2 separate regions of the Homo sapiens genome follow, and region 1 is linked to region 2. A link is a loop called in an ENCODE intact Hi-C map of the cell type or tissue named here. Cell type or tissue: psoas muscle. All regions are shown on one strand.

Region 1 (8,000 bases), 620 kb before region 2:
AGTCAGACACTTTGAAAATTCCTACTAAATGACTTGAAACAAGAAATAACAATATGTAGATGTAGTATCATGTATGTTGTGTTTTGTCCTTCAGAAACTGTGTACTGTTCAGAGTGTCAACTGCAGAGACATTGAAGGGCGTCAGTCTACACCACTTCATTTTGCAGCTGGGTATAACAGAGTGTCCGTGGTGGAATATCTGCTACAGCATGGAGCTGATGTGCATGCTAAAGATAAAGGGTAAATGCCAATGATTGTTATGGACTCTCTTCCTTACTTTTACTTGACCTTTTTAGGAAAACCTGGAAATATAATATGTTTTATTTTTCAAGAAAGCCTGTTTCCTAACATTGGCCTAAATATTAAATAGAGCTTCTTAATTTCAATTAAGATTTTATATGGTTAGCATTCATATAAAGACTTTATTGGCATAATGCCTGAGAATTTTATAATGGCCAAGGAGATTATAACATTAGTGTGATATTGACTTTTAATGTAGTAAATTTTTCAGTTTCCATGGAGGGTTTTTTAATTCTTCCAGTTTATCTTGAAGTTATTTTTTATTAAAAATATACAATTCTAGACGTTGCATATATGGATGAATGTTATAGTCTCTGCATTTAAAACATTTTTTAAATGTTCTCCCCTGACTCACCAAAAAGAACTTATTTCTGCCTTAAATAGATTTAGGTTCTACAAAGTATAATCAGTATAATTCCTTATGTAGTTCAAGAATTATCTTTCATCAGTTATATGTAATTATTTAAATTAAAACATGTTCTTCTGTGGCATTATTGTTCATTTATTACTTTTCAGAGGCCTTGTACCTTTGCACAATGCATGTTCTTATGGACATTATGAAGTTGCAGAACTTCTTGTTAAACATGGAGCAGTAGTTAATGTAGCTGATTTATGGAAATTTACACCTTTACATGAAGCAGCAGCAAAAGGAAAATATGAAATTTGCAAACTTCTGCTCCAGGTATATTTAAATACTTAACTGTAAAGAGTATGAATTACATAGCATATGTTTATGGTTTTCTAAATAATTCTAGTATAAAGTTAAACTAGTAAGCAATGGGAAGCAATGTTACCTAATTCTGTACCTAGATTTTAGAATAAATATAATAAACATTTTATATTTTAATCCACAAGTATGTTTACTAGCACCTAGAGTTATTTTTGTCTAGAGCCAACTATCATGTGATAGTTCTCTTATTATTTTTAGTTTTTCTCTTTGGTACTTTTATATTCATCAAATATAAAAATATTTGATGAATTATTTACTTACAAGCCAGATTTATTTAGCATTGATAAAATGGATGATACTGGTTCAGTACAGATACCAGTGGATATTTTACAATAACAAGAATACAGAGATTTATACTTTATTTAAATGTTCATGAAAAGTAAAAATAGTATAACATGAAAGTTAATTTTTAATGAAATATGACTTTATTTTGAATGTAGTTTAAAATTTTGACTACATTAATGCATTAAAAAATCCAGTAATATTTAACTGCCTCTGTATTCTTTTTATAATAATTCTTTGTATAAACATTAGTAACAGTGATGTTAACCTTCAAAGTAGAGTCTCAATATAAATTTAGTTTTTCTTTGGTATAGTTAACACTGACTATTTTCTCATTGACCAAAGGCACATTTAAGCCATTTCCCCCTTTTTTTCTGTTTTTCACATGCCTAGCATGGTGCAGACCCTACAAAAAAAAACAGGGATGGAAATACTCCTTTGGATCTTGTTAAAGATGGAGATACAGATATTCAAGATCTGCTTAGGGGAGATGCAGCTTTGCTAGATGCTGCCAAGAAGGGTTGTTTAGCCAGAGTGAAGAAGTTGTCTTCTCCTGATAATGTAAATTGCCGCGATACCCAAGGCAGACATTCAACACCTTTACATTTAGCAGGTAAGTGAATGAAGTTTCACAGATTTAGGCTGGTAATATCTGAGATTCATTTTACCCAGGTAAAATATTTTCTGTAACTAAACTTTAAAAATTCAAATCAGGCCAAGCATGGTGGCTCACACTTGTAATCCCAACACTTTATGAGGCTAAGGCAGGAGGATTGCTTGAGCCCAGGAATTTGAGAGCAGCCTGGGCAACATGGCAAAACCACACCTCTATAAAAAATTACAAAAATTAGCCAGGAGTGGTGGTGTGCACCTGTAGTCCCAGCTATTCAGGAGGCTGAGGTGGGAAGATTGAGCCCAGGAGGTCACGGATGCAATAAGCCTTGATTGTGCCACTGTACTCCAGAAACAAAGTGAGACCCTGTCTCAAAAAATAAAAAAAATAAATAAAAATTCAAATCAAGTATCTTCTAATGCCACCATTATACTCTTCAGTGTATTTGTACAGGACGACCGTACTTGAAGCTATTAGCTGAGTTCGAGTTCACTTTATTACTAGTATGTTACATTCAGTAAGAACAATTGAAGTAGGCTCTGCCAGTCCCCATGTGCTTTGGGAATCATTATTCCAGGTAATCATTTTATTGGTATCACCTTTGGTAAACAAGTTTTGAAAAATATGCCTACTTGAGCCAGCCTTCCTTATAGGAAGCTAAAGCTTTCTATTTTTCCTGATGGTAGCTGCTAAGCACAAGCAGGAAAAAAAAAAAATCTCAAAACTCTCAGAAGTTACATAAGCCTCTCACCAAAGTTATCTGTTGTTTTGGTTTGTGAGAGTTCTCATAACAAAATACCAAAGACCAGGTGGCTTAAACAACAGAAATTTGTTTTCTCACAGTTCTGGAGGCTAGGAGTCCAAGTTCAAGGTGTTGGCAGAGTTGGTTTCTTCTGAAACCCCCTCTTGGCTTGCAGCTGTCTACCTTCTCAGTGTGTCCTCCATTGGAACATGGTGTCTCTTTCTATATGTCCTAGTCTCTACTTTTAAGGAAACCAGTCAAATTAGATTAGAGCCCACCCTAATGGGCTCATTTTAACTTTTTTAGCTCTTTAAAGGCTCTGTCTCCAAATAGAGTCATATTCTAAGGTACTGGGGTTAGGGCTTCAACATAAGAATTTTGCAGGGTACAATTCATTTCGTGACATTTGTTTTAAGGTTTCACTCATAAAACTGGCACAGTGTACCTTTGTTTTCAGTGCAAATATACAATATATTGTGGTTTCAGTACAGCTTTTTCAGCTGCATTACAGATGTTAGGAAATCATTAAAATCACTGAGCTATAGCTAATACCTCAGTGGAGTTCCATCATAGACACAGCGGACTCATACAAGTTTGTCTAAATATACATGATTTAAACATGGTATAAAAAGCAAGAAAAAATAATGCAAAATTTCTGCCATTTCGTGTAATGTGGGAGATGGAAATGTATGATGTTCATTTCAGTCTTGTATTATAACTTGGTGTTATACATGATTTTTACCTTTAAATTCTCACTCCATGTAAGTTGAGACCTCACTGTCCAAAGAAACCAATTACTCTATGTGTCTTTCAAGTATTTTGGAAGTGATAAGCCACAAATGCTAACATGGTGAGAAAAAGCTTTACTTCCACTGGCTATCAGGAGTTTCTAGTCCATGCAAGACAAAATATGACTTGACCTTTGATTGGAAGTTGTGCTGTGCATATTTATGTTAGCTTTTATATCTTTCTTGTAGCCTATCTAGAACACTTAACATTACTGTGTCCAAGTTGTCTTTGTAAGTCACAAATAATTTGTATGCATAAAATATTTCTGTCCACTTCTGCAGCGTTAAATACCATACCTTGAGACCTAGAAAGACTTTTAGATTAATGTAATATTTTATGGTAGTTTTATAATTGTATTCTTCTTTACTTGATCTTTTTAAATTCTTTTGCTTTAAATCCTTTAGCAAAAGGATAAAAACTATAATAGAAATAAGTTTTATTTCATGGCTTTAACAGCACCTAAGTTCCTCTACTAGACTTGCAGAGATGTGTACCTCTGAGTTCTCTCTAGCAAAAAAGCATGCTCTTGTGGCCTTCTGGGGAAGAGGACTCTGAGGCCCACTCTGGTTTGACTTGTATGTGATTGCAGACCTTTGACTTGCAGCCTCTGAGACCCATGTACCTGAGTTCAAGAAGTGGTATGTAACACCCATGAAGGCAGAGACTTTGGTAGGAAGGTTTTCATAGGAAAGATACAAGCAAATCAGTCAATATAATTTTGGGAATCTACAAAGCTAATTGATAACACAAAAAGCTTCCAACTTGAGGCAAGGGGGAAATGTTTTCCAGAAGGTAAATTGTTAATAGAGTCCAATGAGCTATTTCAGATTTATACAAAATCTCTTTTTTTATGTTTTCAGTAATGTCTATGCCTTATAAATACATATATATATGTATACATGTAATGACTTTTTTATGTTAACAAGTGGAAGTATTATGACATAGGACTAAAAAAGAAAAAACAAGTAAAGTAATTTTACTTCTTTTCTAAATTAGCTGGTTATAATAATTTAGAAGTTGCAGAGTATTTGTTACAACACGGAGCTGATGTGAATGCCCAAGACAAAGGAGGACTTATTCCTTTACATAATGCAGCATCTTACGGGGTAAGTTCTTCCGTGTTACCTTTAAAAATTTGTGGAATTTTAAAGTGAAAGTCAGTATTGCAGCTCAAATGGAATGTAGTTTGATGTTCTCATTTTACAGAGAAGTAAGTGGCAGAGCTAAAGAAGTTAAATAACTTCCAAATTTCGGTTCTGAATCTGTTCTAAGCTTGCTGTGTGATATGCGGTGTATTGTTGTTTGTTTTATTATCTGCCTTAACACCTGTCTCTTATTTTCAGTGAGATGTTGGTGATTGTGTTTATTTGTTGGTACCCAGAAAATCCACTGGGGCACCAACGGGGTAGATGGAATCTGTACAGATTCAGATGCATTGTTCCTGACTTATCATAGTCCAATGTGACATTCAAAATTGACCATCTTCAATGGTATAGTTTGAATAATTGAGGAAGATTGCTGCTTTATAAATTGACATTTAGTAGTTATAACATTTGAATAAATTAGAAATTATTGAAGTCATATTAGTCTAGTTTCCTGCTAAATAGAATTCTTAACTCTTTTCTAGATAGTTTCTCAAGTTATTGAAATGTCCACTGTAATTTTTAATCAGCTACTCATAAGTTGTGATGTTGGGGAGAAAGAGTTTTTCTTTTCATTTCCAGAATAAGTTTGAAAATGTGGAAGTAGGTACGTAACTAGTTTCATTTTAAGAAAGTAAAGTGTGACAAAATAATATTTCAGACTGTAACGGGTATTTTCTTTTACAGCATGTAGATGTAGCAGCTCTACTAATAAAGTATAATGCATGTGTCAATGCCACGGACAAATGGGCTTTCACACCTTTGCACGAAGCAGCCCAAAAGGGACGAACACAGCTTTGTGCTTTGTTGCTAGCCCATGGAGCTGACCCGACTCTTAAAAATCAGGAAGGACAAACACCTTTAGATTTAGTTTCAGTAAGTGATGGGCTTTTTGAAAAATCTCAGTGCTTTTCTGACTTGTTAAAATTCACTTGATGTTATTATAAAATGTCTTTATAGTCAATGTGAATGGCAAAATCTGGGTTTTAGCCTGATTTTAATGTAAGAGTTCTTTAGTATTAAAATATAATAGAATTATAAAGTAATATAATTATCCTTCTGTAGAATAGAATTATCAATCAGTTATTATATACTGAGTATTTTGGAAATAGGAAAAAGAAGTACATGATATAACTGCTTACGTTAGTTAGGAAACTAAACAGACCCAGGCCCTCAGAAAATGCTGTTACTTATAGTGCATACAGCGCAGATGGTACAGACCATGGGTCTTACACACGGCCCCAACTGGGAACATTGCCCCCCAAGGTGCAGCCACAAACCCTGCTGCCAGTAGAGATTCCTTTTCCTCCCACACTGCCTCATCCCAGAGTTCTTGTTGCTCACCCTACCTTAACTGTTCATGAAACAAGTCTATTATCCACTTTCCTGTGGAGGTCCTGTTTTCCTTCCCCTCTCTCCAGAGCATGGAGCAGGTGTAGGAGCTTCCACTGAACCTTCCACCTCTGCTTTGGGCACTGAAGCAGATGCCTCTCTTGCCTCTACCACTGAGGACATTGACTAGAGCAGTGGAAAGAAAGGAGGAAGGAATTCTTTTTGAGATGAGAAGGAAGGGGAATCTTTTCTGCAGACTGCTTTCTACTGAGAAAGATTACATTGTTCCACATTACAATAAGAAACTGAGGTAGTTCAGCTGCATTGGTGCTTAAGTAGGTTTTTCTCAGTCAGCTAACAACCCAGCCATATTTACAACATTATCTCTTCAGGGAAATATCTTTCTAGTTCCAAGTTACCTTAAAAGTGAACATTTGGAATTCATTCCACCCATATGTTAGTTGACCAGATACAATTAAGTTACAATGAAGCAAAATGCTGTAGAGAACATACAGGGGCTTTAGAGTCAGACAGACTGGGCCTAGAATTCCAGCTGCACGATTTAAGTTGTACAATCTTATGAACTGCCTAACCTCTAAACCTTAGTTACCTCATCTATAGATAGAGGTAAAATATATCTGGTTAGTATGAGAATTAAATGGGGTAATTTACTTAAAGTCTTTGGCATGGTATCAGGTACATAAAAAGCACTCAATAAATGGTACTATTATTATAAACAAATGTCATTTACAAATTGTGAGTGCAATGGGAATGCATAGACTGGGGGAAGAGAAAGGTGATGACTGGAATAGTCAGAACAAATGACTATGAAACAAGTACTAATTTATTCCTTGCTGAACATTAGTTGAACGTTGTGAAAGAAGAGTACATATTACAAATTAAACAAATTAATGTACCAATAAATGTGAGGACTTTTTTCCATTCTAGCAGATTTTTTTTAATTTTTATTTATTATTATTTTTTTGAGATGGAAGTCTCACTCTGTCACCCAGACTGTAGTGCAGTGGCACAATCTGGGCTCACTGCAACCTCCGCCTCCCAGGTTCAAATGATTCTGCTGCCTCAGCCTCCCGAGTAGCTGGAATTACAGGCATGCGCCACCACACCCAGCTAATAATTTTTGTATTTTCAGTAGAAATGGGGTTTCACCATGTTGGCCAGGCTGACCTCAAGTGATCGACCCACCTCGGCCTCCCAAAGTGCTGGGATTACAGGCATAAGCCACTGCACCTGGCCCCATTCTAGCAGATTTGATTAAAATGATTATCTTTTCTACCCACCTCCTCTCCAAAAAACTTTCAGTTTTAAGGAACAAATACATTGCTGAATATTTTCCAGGAAATACAAACAATTCAGTTTGCTAAAGTTCTGTGTAGGTTGAATTACTTCTTTCAGAGTAACTACAATAGGACTAAAATCTCTTACCTTTTAAAATTGATATTTCTGTAATTCGTTGTGCTTCTCAGTCACAGTATCAGAATTAGGGTTTTGTTCATGCTTTGCCATATTTAAATTATATTTTGACAATATGTGTTTTGGAAGAGATGTTCTCAGTTATGTCTTATATTTTAATAACAGTTTAGCTGGATACAGGTTGAATATCCCTTATCGGAAATGCTTAGAACCAGATGTGTTTTCGGCTTTTGGATATTTTTTTCAGATTTTGAAATATTATACTCAAGCATTATACTTACTGTTGAGCATCCCCGATCCCCAAATCTGAAATCCAAAATGCTCCAATAAACATTTCCTTTGAGCTTCACGTCAACATTTTAAAATTTTCAGATTTGGGATGTTTGACCTGTATTAACCTGTTTGCTTCACTTTTTAAAATGAATAATCCTCCATTGTGATAGTACTGGCACAAATTGCTGGGTTTTCTCATATTTTTAAATATATTTTATTAGGTATAATAGCATTTTAAAACTTGCTTATGGCAGATGTTGTCTCTGACACGTACCCTAGGCGGATGATGTCAGCGCTCTTCTGACAGCAGCCATGCCCCCATCTGCTCTGCCCTCTTGTTACAAGCCTCAAGTGCTCAATGGT
Region 2 (8,000 bases):
GCCCAGCTAATTTTTGTATTTTTAGTATAAATGGGGTTTCACCATGTTGGCCAGGCTGGTCTTTAACTCCTGACCTCAAGTGATCCTTCCACCTTGGCCTCCCAAAGTGCTGGGATTACAGGTGTAGGCCGCCATACCCAGCCCTATAATACTTTCATATCAGTCAAAATCTAAATATATGAATTTGACTTACCTTGTAGAATTTGATGATATCTTCCTTGGTAAGTGTCTTTAAATATGCAACCTCAGTGTTATCTGAAAAAGTAATCAAACAATATTTTACTAACATTTTCATATGAAGCAGCCCAGAACAGTACACTAAATGACAATATACTTCACTCCAAGACTCTTAAGTATCCATATATATTTTTTTTTGAGACAGAGTTTCACTCTGTCACCCACGCTGGAGTGCAGTGGCTCGATCTCGGCTCACTGCAACCTCTGCCTCCTGGGTTCAAGTGATTCACCTGCCTTAAGCCTCCTGAGTAGTTGGGATTACAGGCACAAGCCAACACGTCTGGGTAATTTTTATATTTTCAGCAGAGATGGGGTTTCGCCATGTTGGCTAGGCTGGTCTTGAACTCCTGACCTCAAGTGATCTGTCCACCTCAGCCTCCCAAAGTGCCGGGATTATAGGCGTGAGCCATCGCGTCTGGCCAAGTATTCACAATTTTTTTTTTTTTTTGAGATGGAGTCTTGCTCTCTCACCCAGGCTGTTGTGCAGTGGTGCGATCTCAGCTCACTGTAAGCTCTGCCTCCCGGGTTCATGCCATTCTCCTGCCTCAGTCTCCCAAGTAGCTGGGACTACAGGCGCCCGCCACCATGCCCAGCTAATTTTTTTTTTCTTTTTTATATTCTTAGTAGATACGGGGTTTCACCGTGTTAGCCAGGATGGTCTCGATCTCCTAACTCGTGATCCGCCCGCCTCGCACTCCCAAAATGTTGGGATTACAGGCGTGAGCCACTGTGCCTAGCCAAGCATCCACATTTTTACGTGACCATTTGCTTTGATTTCAAATAAAAGTAAGTGGATGTTGGCTGGGCACAGTGGCTCATGCCTATAATCCCAGCACTTTGGGAGGCCAAGGTAGGTGGATCACTCGAGGCCAGAAGTTTGAGACCAGCCTGGCCAACATGGTGAAACCCCATCTCTACTAAAAATATAAAAATTAGCCAGGCATAGTGGAGTATGCCTGTAGACCTAGCTACTCGGGAGAGGCTGAGACATGAGAATCACCTGAACCTGGGAAGCAGAGGTTGCAGTGAGCCAAGATCACATCACTATACTACAGCCTGGGCGACAGAGCAAAACTGTCTCATAAAAAAAAAAAAAAAAAAAAAGGCCAGGTGCAGTGGCTCACACCTGTAATCCCAGCATTTTGGGAGGCCGAGGCAGGGGGATCACCTAAGGTTGGGAGTTCGAGACCACCCTGACCAACATGGAGAAACCCCATCTCTACTAAAAATACAAAGTGGTGGCACATGCCTGTAATCCCAGCTACTTGGGAGGCTGAGGCAGAATTGCTTGAACCCGGGAGGTGGAGGTTGCGGTGAGCCGGAGATCGTGCCATTGCACTCCAGCCTGGGCAACAAGAGCGAAACTCCATCTTAAAAAAAAAATAATAAGTGGATGTAGTGCAATGGGTAAGAGCCTTGGCTCAGGAGCCAGGCCAGCCTGGATTCACATCCTGGCTCTCTGGTTATGAGCTTTTGGATCTTGGCCAGTCACCTCAACTTTTCTAAGCCTCAGTTTCCTCATCTGGAAATTGGGGATAATAACTACTTAATAAGGGCTGCAGTGAGAATTAGGAAAAAGATACATGACAATAACACTGCTAGGTACACGGCAAATGCTCAATAAATGAGAGACAGTATTATCATTAATAGTGAATCCAACTGCTAGATAAATTATAAGTAGGCTGGACGTGGTGGCTCACGCCTGTAATCCCAGCACTTTGGGAGCCTGAGGCAGGAGAATCGCTTGAGCCTAGGAATTCAAGGCTACAGTGAGCTATGATGACACACTGTACTCAAGCCTGGCTGACAGAGTGAGATACTCTCTGAAAGAACAAAACAAAAATAAAAATTATGGGTAAGGAAACTGAGGTCCAAAAAAGGTGTCTTGACCAAGATTTTTAGCTTGTTGGTGTCAGAGTAAGAACACAACCCACATCCTCTGACTTCTAGTACAGCTTAGCACAATCCGTTGTTAATCTATGCTCTAGAAGCAAGGTGAAAGGAAGCTGATTCAAGACAAGAGACTTCAAGAATCACAGCTCTCCCAAATCTGAAAGGAGTGAAAAATCTTTGGAGATCCCTACAGGCAAATGTTTGAACTCCTGTGCCTCAAGGGCAGCATTTGCCTCAAAGGGGTTCAATCTGGTATTATCTCATTTTTTTAGTATTATGGGAAATAGATACTTAGGTATCTGTGATCAGAATCTCAGGATACACTGATGAAACAAAAATGTGAAATTGAATTATTAATACTTTATTGTGAGATATGGGTAGATCCAGGTCTAGGTTTGGAGGGAAAAAAAAGAGATAAGGTTTCTAACAGAAAACTGGGGTTAAATTAAGTAACAGTTCTTTGGAAGTGCCAGCCATCCCCCCACCCCAACTCCCCAAATAGGTAACGGAATATCACCTACAAAATGAATACCATTTTGTAGAATGGCCTTAATCAAATGTTACTTGAATGCCATAAATGTTGGAGCCCTAATTTTACCTTACCTCTGTCAAAATTATATTGCTGGGAGATGATTTCTCCCCAGTATTTAGCACACTCAGCAGATAGCTTCTTTGGTTTGTCTAGTCGACGAATTGCTAATGCCTGAATGTGTTTTTGGAAGGCCTCTTCTGTCATGTCCTCTATGGACTTTTCCATGGTAATTAAGAAAGCTTCCACTCTGCTTTCTAGGTAGTGAGGTGGCTTTTCTGACTGGATGATGAATCTCAAGCCCTGTATGCCATTAGCTCGACGTGGCCCGCTGAAGACGATATAGCCTGAAACACAGACATCAGCCAGTCATGACCGTGGCATTTGAGACCTGGGTCATTTTTAATCCTTCAAAAACTAACCTGTCTGAGCAAATAAAATCTAGTTTAAGGTTTTAGAGTATTCACCTCTTAAAGAAATATGAGCACTTAAGATGGTTTCAGTTCCTAAGGACAGAGCAGAAGAGCTCTCTGAAGAATTACAAAGTTGGAGATGACTTTTTCTTCTTCTTAGGAAAAAAATCCTATTCATTATTCAAACTCCCATCTTGTCACTCCTCACTCTCTGTGAGTTAATCCTCTTCAATCTATGCTAAAGTTACTCCCAGAATATAAAATGCTGGACTCATTTTCATCCCTTAGTGACAGTCCTAGCTGTGTTTCCTTTAACATCCAAGTTCCGCATATGAACACGGCTCTCCTACTGTATTTCTTGTTAGATAATCCATTCCTGAACCAATTAATTCAGAATGCAACTCTCTAGAGATCAAGCTAACTAAAAGTCATACTTCCATGTTATCTCATGAGGACATGCACTACCTTCCTTCAACACCTTTTCAAAACCAAGCTCTTGGCTTATCTCCTTCAGCTGCCCTGCCCTGATCTACCACCTCCAACAGCTGTGGTGCCTCTGGGTCTCACTTCTGAGGAAGTTTCTATCTTCAACATAGCCATTCACAGTTTGATTTTCTTTGAGATGGAGTCTCGCTCTGTCACCCAAGCTGGAGTCAAGTGGCACGATCTCCGCTCACTGCAAACTCTGCCTCCCGGGTTCAAGTGATTCTCTGCCTCAGCCTCCTGAGTAGCTGGGATTACAGGCATGCACCACCACGCCCAGCTAATCTTTGTATTTTTAGTAAAGATGGGGTCTCACCATGTTGGCCAGTCTGGTCTTGAACTCCTGACCTCAGGTGATCCACCCGCCGCAGCCTCCCAAAGTGCTGGGATTATAGGCGTGAGCCACCGTGCCCGGCCAATAGTTTGAGCTCTTATAATAACATTTACCATGCTGTACTAAAATTATTCCTTTACAGGCCTGCCATCCTGATTTGACTGTGAGCTCCTCGAAAGGAAGGACCATCCAGAGCATCCATTTTCCATGTCCAGCACCTAGCACAATGGGTATTTAAACAATGATGGGTACTTGGAGAGACTCATCCTTTTTTCACTGGTTCCTTTCTGTCATTACTGGGGCTTCTTTGAGCTTCTTTCCTCATTGATCAAATCTGCCAGTACCTCAAGACTTTTAACAGTATCTAAAACTGGGAACACTTGCTGTGCCTTCTGTATGTCCCAGGCTTGGGATATAAAGACGAATGAGAGATAATACCTGCCCTCAAGGAACTCAGGCTTTAGTGAATCTAAGCTCCTCTGGATGGCTCATTTCTCATCTTGCTACCCATAAGCTTGTCCTTAGTATCCTTTTCCCCCACCTAAAATGCCCTCTTTATTGACATGTATGTAATATGCAGTATCATCTCATAAATAATTGCTTTAATGTCCATAAGATAGTGATTGCTTATCTTTTAGAAGTGGATTCTCTGTAATAAGGTTTTCTCAAGTCTCTCTAAGTAGACCATGCCTGATATACAGTGTTAGGTGAAAATGTGGAAAATGTTTTACAGGGAAAATAATTCATCAAAGTCTACAGTACCCTGCTATTTCCCCACTTTCCTCTCACCCAACTGCTCCTTGGTGCGCAGGGTGTTGAAGCAAGGTTCCGAGATAATCTGACAGAAGAGCTCCAGAAACATATTCTCTGAGGTGCTTTGCATGTCTGTTTGGTAGTATATCTCGATGCCACAGTTATTGTGAACTTCATTTCTCTGCTGATAAACAAACCATCCTCCTAGGAAGTTTCAAAAAGACAGCAGCAAGTTCAAAAACTTATTTGGGGTTTAATAAAGTCAATGCTATGTCTGCCCACACTTACAGATGATAATTTAGACATTAATAGAAAAGGGAGGTAGAGAAGCCTGGAGTTGTATTTCATTGATTTCACTTTTCTGATCATGTCCAACTTTGACCAACAGTCAAACTTACTAATTATAAATTGGCAGCACTAAGTTCCCTCTCATCAGAAGGAGGGGAGCCAGTGCCATGGCTCACATTTATAGTCCCAGCTACTTGGGAGGCTGAGGCGGGAGGATCACTTGACCCCAGGAGTTTGAGGCTGCAGTGAGCTGTGAGTATACCACTGCACTCCAGACCAAGACACAGAGTGAGACCCTGTCTCAAAAAAAAAAAAAAAAAAAAAAGCAGAGAGAGAGGAACGTGGCCTGTAAGCCTCTCTCCCTCACCCACCTCACATCCTTCTAGCCTTTTTGTACTTTTTTTTTTGAGACAAAGTCTTGTTCTGTCACCCAGGCTGGAGTGAAGTGGTGCCATCTCAGCTCACTGCAACCTCCGCCTACTGGGTTCAAGCAATTCTCTTGCCTCAGCCTCCTGAGTAGCTGGGACTATAGGCATGTGCCCCCACACCTGGCTAATTTTTCTATTTTTGGTAGATACGGGGTTTTGCCATGTTGGCCACGCTGGTCTTGAATTCCTGACCTCAGGTGATCCGCCTGCTTTGGCCTCCCAAAATGCTGGGATTACAGATGTAGGCCACCACGCCTGGCCCTTTTCTTTTTTTTTTTTTGAGACGGAGTCTGGCTCTGTCACCCAGGCTGGAGTGCAGTGGTGCAATCTCGGCTCACTGCAACCTCCATCTCCTGGGTTCAAGCAACTCTCCTACCTCAGCCTCCCAAGTAGCCGGGATTACAGGTGCCTGCCACTATGCCCAGCTAATTTTTGTATTTTTAGTAGAGACGGGGTTTCACCATGTTGGCCAGGCTGGTCTCAAACTCCTGACCTCAGGTGATCCACCCACCTCAGCCTCCCAAAGTGCTGGGATTACAGGTGTGAGCCACTGCACCCGGCTGCCTGGCCCTTTTCATATATATTCTAAAACATCTTCTCGGTTGCAGTGAGCTGATATTGTGCCACTATACTCCAGCCTGGGTGACAGAGTAAGACTCCGTCTCAAAAAATAATAACAAAAATAAAGATAAATAAAACATCTCCTTTATAATGCTTGAAAATTTTCCTTTTCACTTGAGACAGTCTGTCACTCTGGCACCCAGACTGGAGTGCAGTGGCACAATCATGGCTCATTGCAGCCTCAACCTCCTGGGCTCAAGCGATCATCCCACCTCAGCCTCCTAAGTAGCTACAGGTGTGCGCCACTATGCCCAGCTAATTTTTTTTATTTTAAATTTTTTGTAGAAACAAGTTCTATTTTACCCAGCCTAATCTCAAATTCCTGGCTTCAAGCAATCTTTTTACCTTGGCCTCCCAAAGTGCTGGGATTATAGGAATGAGCCACCACCCAGGCCTGAATATTTTACTTTTAAATACTAAGTGCCTTTCCATGGAGAGTTAAGTGAAGAACTATTTAAAGATTCACATCTGATCAGCTGGCTAATTCAGCATGATTTCCTACCACTTAGCATTTTGAGAATGAGATGTGAACTGGGCTATTTTTGAACATGGAGAAATTTGGGAGGGTACTTAGGAGGCAAAAGAGATTAAGATCCTAGGAAAGGAGACAGAAAGAGGGAAGTAGAGTCAAAAGAAGTAAGAAGGATGAATTGCACTTTGAAATATTGTTTCTACACTGGCCTCACTTTGAAGTCAACTGTTATGGCTCTTGCATAGAATATCCTGAGTCTTTCTCTAATTGTAGTGGGATCAGCACATCCTGAGTCTTGTCCTGGTTTTAGTGACTGAGGAATAAACTGGCAAAAGTTGGAAATAAACCACTACCAGATCTGTGATGACTGGTCATGCACAACAGCAGAGCTGGGCTCAACGTATCTCTAAGCATTCAACAAAGGTATCCTGAAGTAATAATATGTTCCAGTTGCTTTAGAAGCTACTCAAATGAACTAGACACAGACTTTGGCTTTAAGGAATGTACAGTCTAACAAGAAGATGGAGATGCACTTCAATCCCAACACAAGAGAAGTGCTAAGTAGCTTGAATAGGGAGGTTCAGAAAAATTGTGCTGCAAGTCCAGAGGTAGATGTGATTATTTCTAGCTGGGAGTTTTAGAAAAAGTTTAGTGGAATAAGTAGCTTATAAAATAGGCCTGGAAGGAGAAGTAGGATGTAGGCACTGGCCCATGAAGAAGAAGGGGGAAAGGAGAACACCATTTTGGGAGGATAAAATAGCTGGGGGGAAAAGGCAGCACAGATGGTTCATGCATAGGGAACAACCAAACAATCAAGCTTGGCCAAAAAAAGCTTCTCTTCCTTCATTTAATATACCTTCTATTACACAGTTTTGAGCAATATTGACAATAATGCTTAATGAGTTTTTATCAGAAGAAGCCACTGTTAATGTAAAAGTAACCCAACATTGTAAACCCCAATATATAAATTCAATAAAAGTCTTTGTTAATCCCTTATAAAAATATACTTGTAATGATTACATGTTATCTGCACCTGTGGGTTTCCTAAAACTATTTCTGCCAAAGAATCCTATGGGTTTCCAATTAAATATTATAATTCCAGTTTCCATTTTTATAAATGTATTTTATTTCATGACTCATAGTCAATACCTTTGTGATATTTTTACTTCCTAATTCCCCTTCATTCAAGTACCCGTCAATTCCAGTATCATTCTCTTCAAAATTATTGCCTATCTCCAATTTTACTTATTTGGCCCTCCTACCAAAAATTTTTTTGGCAGAATTACCTATCTCTAATCATAATTCTGTAAATAGGAGAGGTTCCCAAGTAAATCTTTGGCGTAAAACTATACCAAATTCAGCCCACCTGTAATCACCCACACTGTTATGTCAAAATAGTCCATTCCCAAAGTTACAACATCTCTACTTACTGTCAGGGAGCTGAACTTCTCTATACCGAACCAGCTGACTTGGAAGGAGAGGTTTGGTATGAGCATGTTCAATGAGGGTGTCTTCAACCATCTGCATAATTCCTAATGCAGCCTATGGA

What was found. Hi-C counts contacts between places; a loop is a spot of excess contacts. Peaks named below come from ENCODE experiments on the same cell type or tissue, not always from the same donor. Only the 100,000 strongest peaks of a DNase experiment are listed, where the experiment ranks them.
Region 1: it touches region 2 in a loop (4-fold over the local background); 2 of 110 quality-filtered maps call a loop at or near these places.

The regions. Positions count from the first base shown.
Region 1 is chr10:91,840,467-91,848,466 of GRCh38, forward strand. It overlaps TNKS2 (tankyrase 2), which reads left to right. Exons shown (of 27, transcript NM_025235.4): 14 at 95-240; 15 at 817-982; 16 at 1,706-1,925; 17 at 4,453-4,562; 18 at 5,286-5,474; 19 at 7,917-8,000. Among named protein-coding and RNA genes, the nearest start is that of TNKS2, 46 kb to the left of the region's middle. In psoas muscle, no CTCF peak of the experiment used is centred here; no DNase peak of the experiment used is centred here.
Region 2 is chr10:92,460,998-92,468,997 of GRCh38, forward strand. It overlaps IDE (insulin degrading enzyme), which reads right to left. Exons shown (of 25, transcript NM_004969.4): 19 at 7,882-7,993; 20 at 4,679-4,846; 21 at 2,734-3,006; 22 at 194-255. Among named protein-coding and RNA genes, the nearest start is that of IDE, 110 kb to the right of the region's middle. In psoas muscle, no CTCF peak of the experiment used is centred here; no DNase peak of the experiment used is centred here.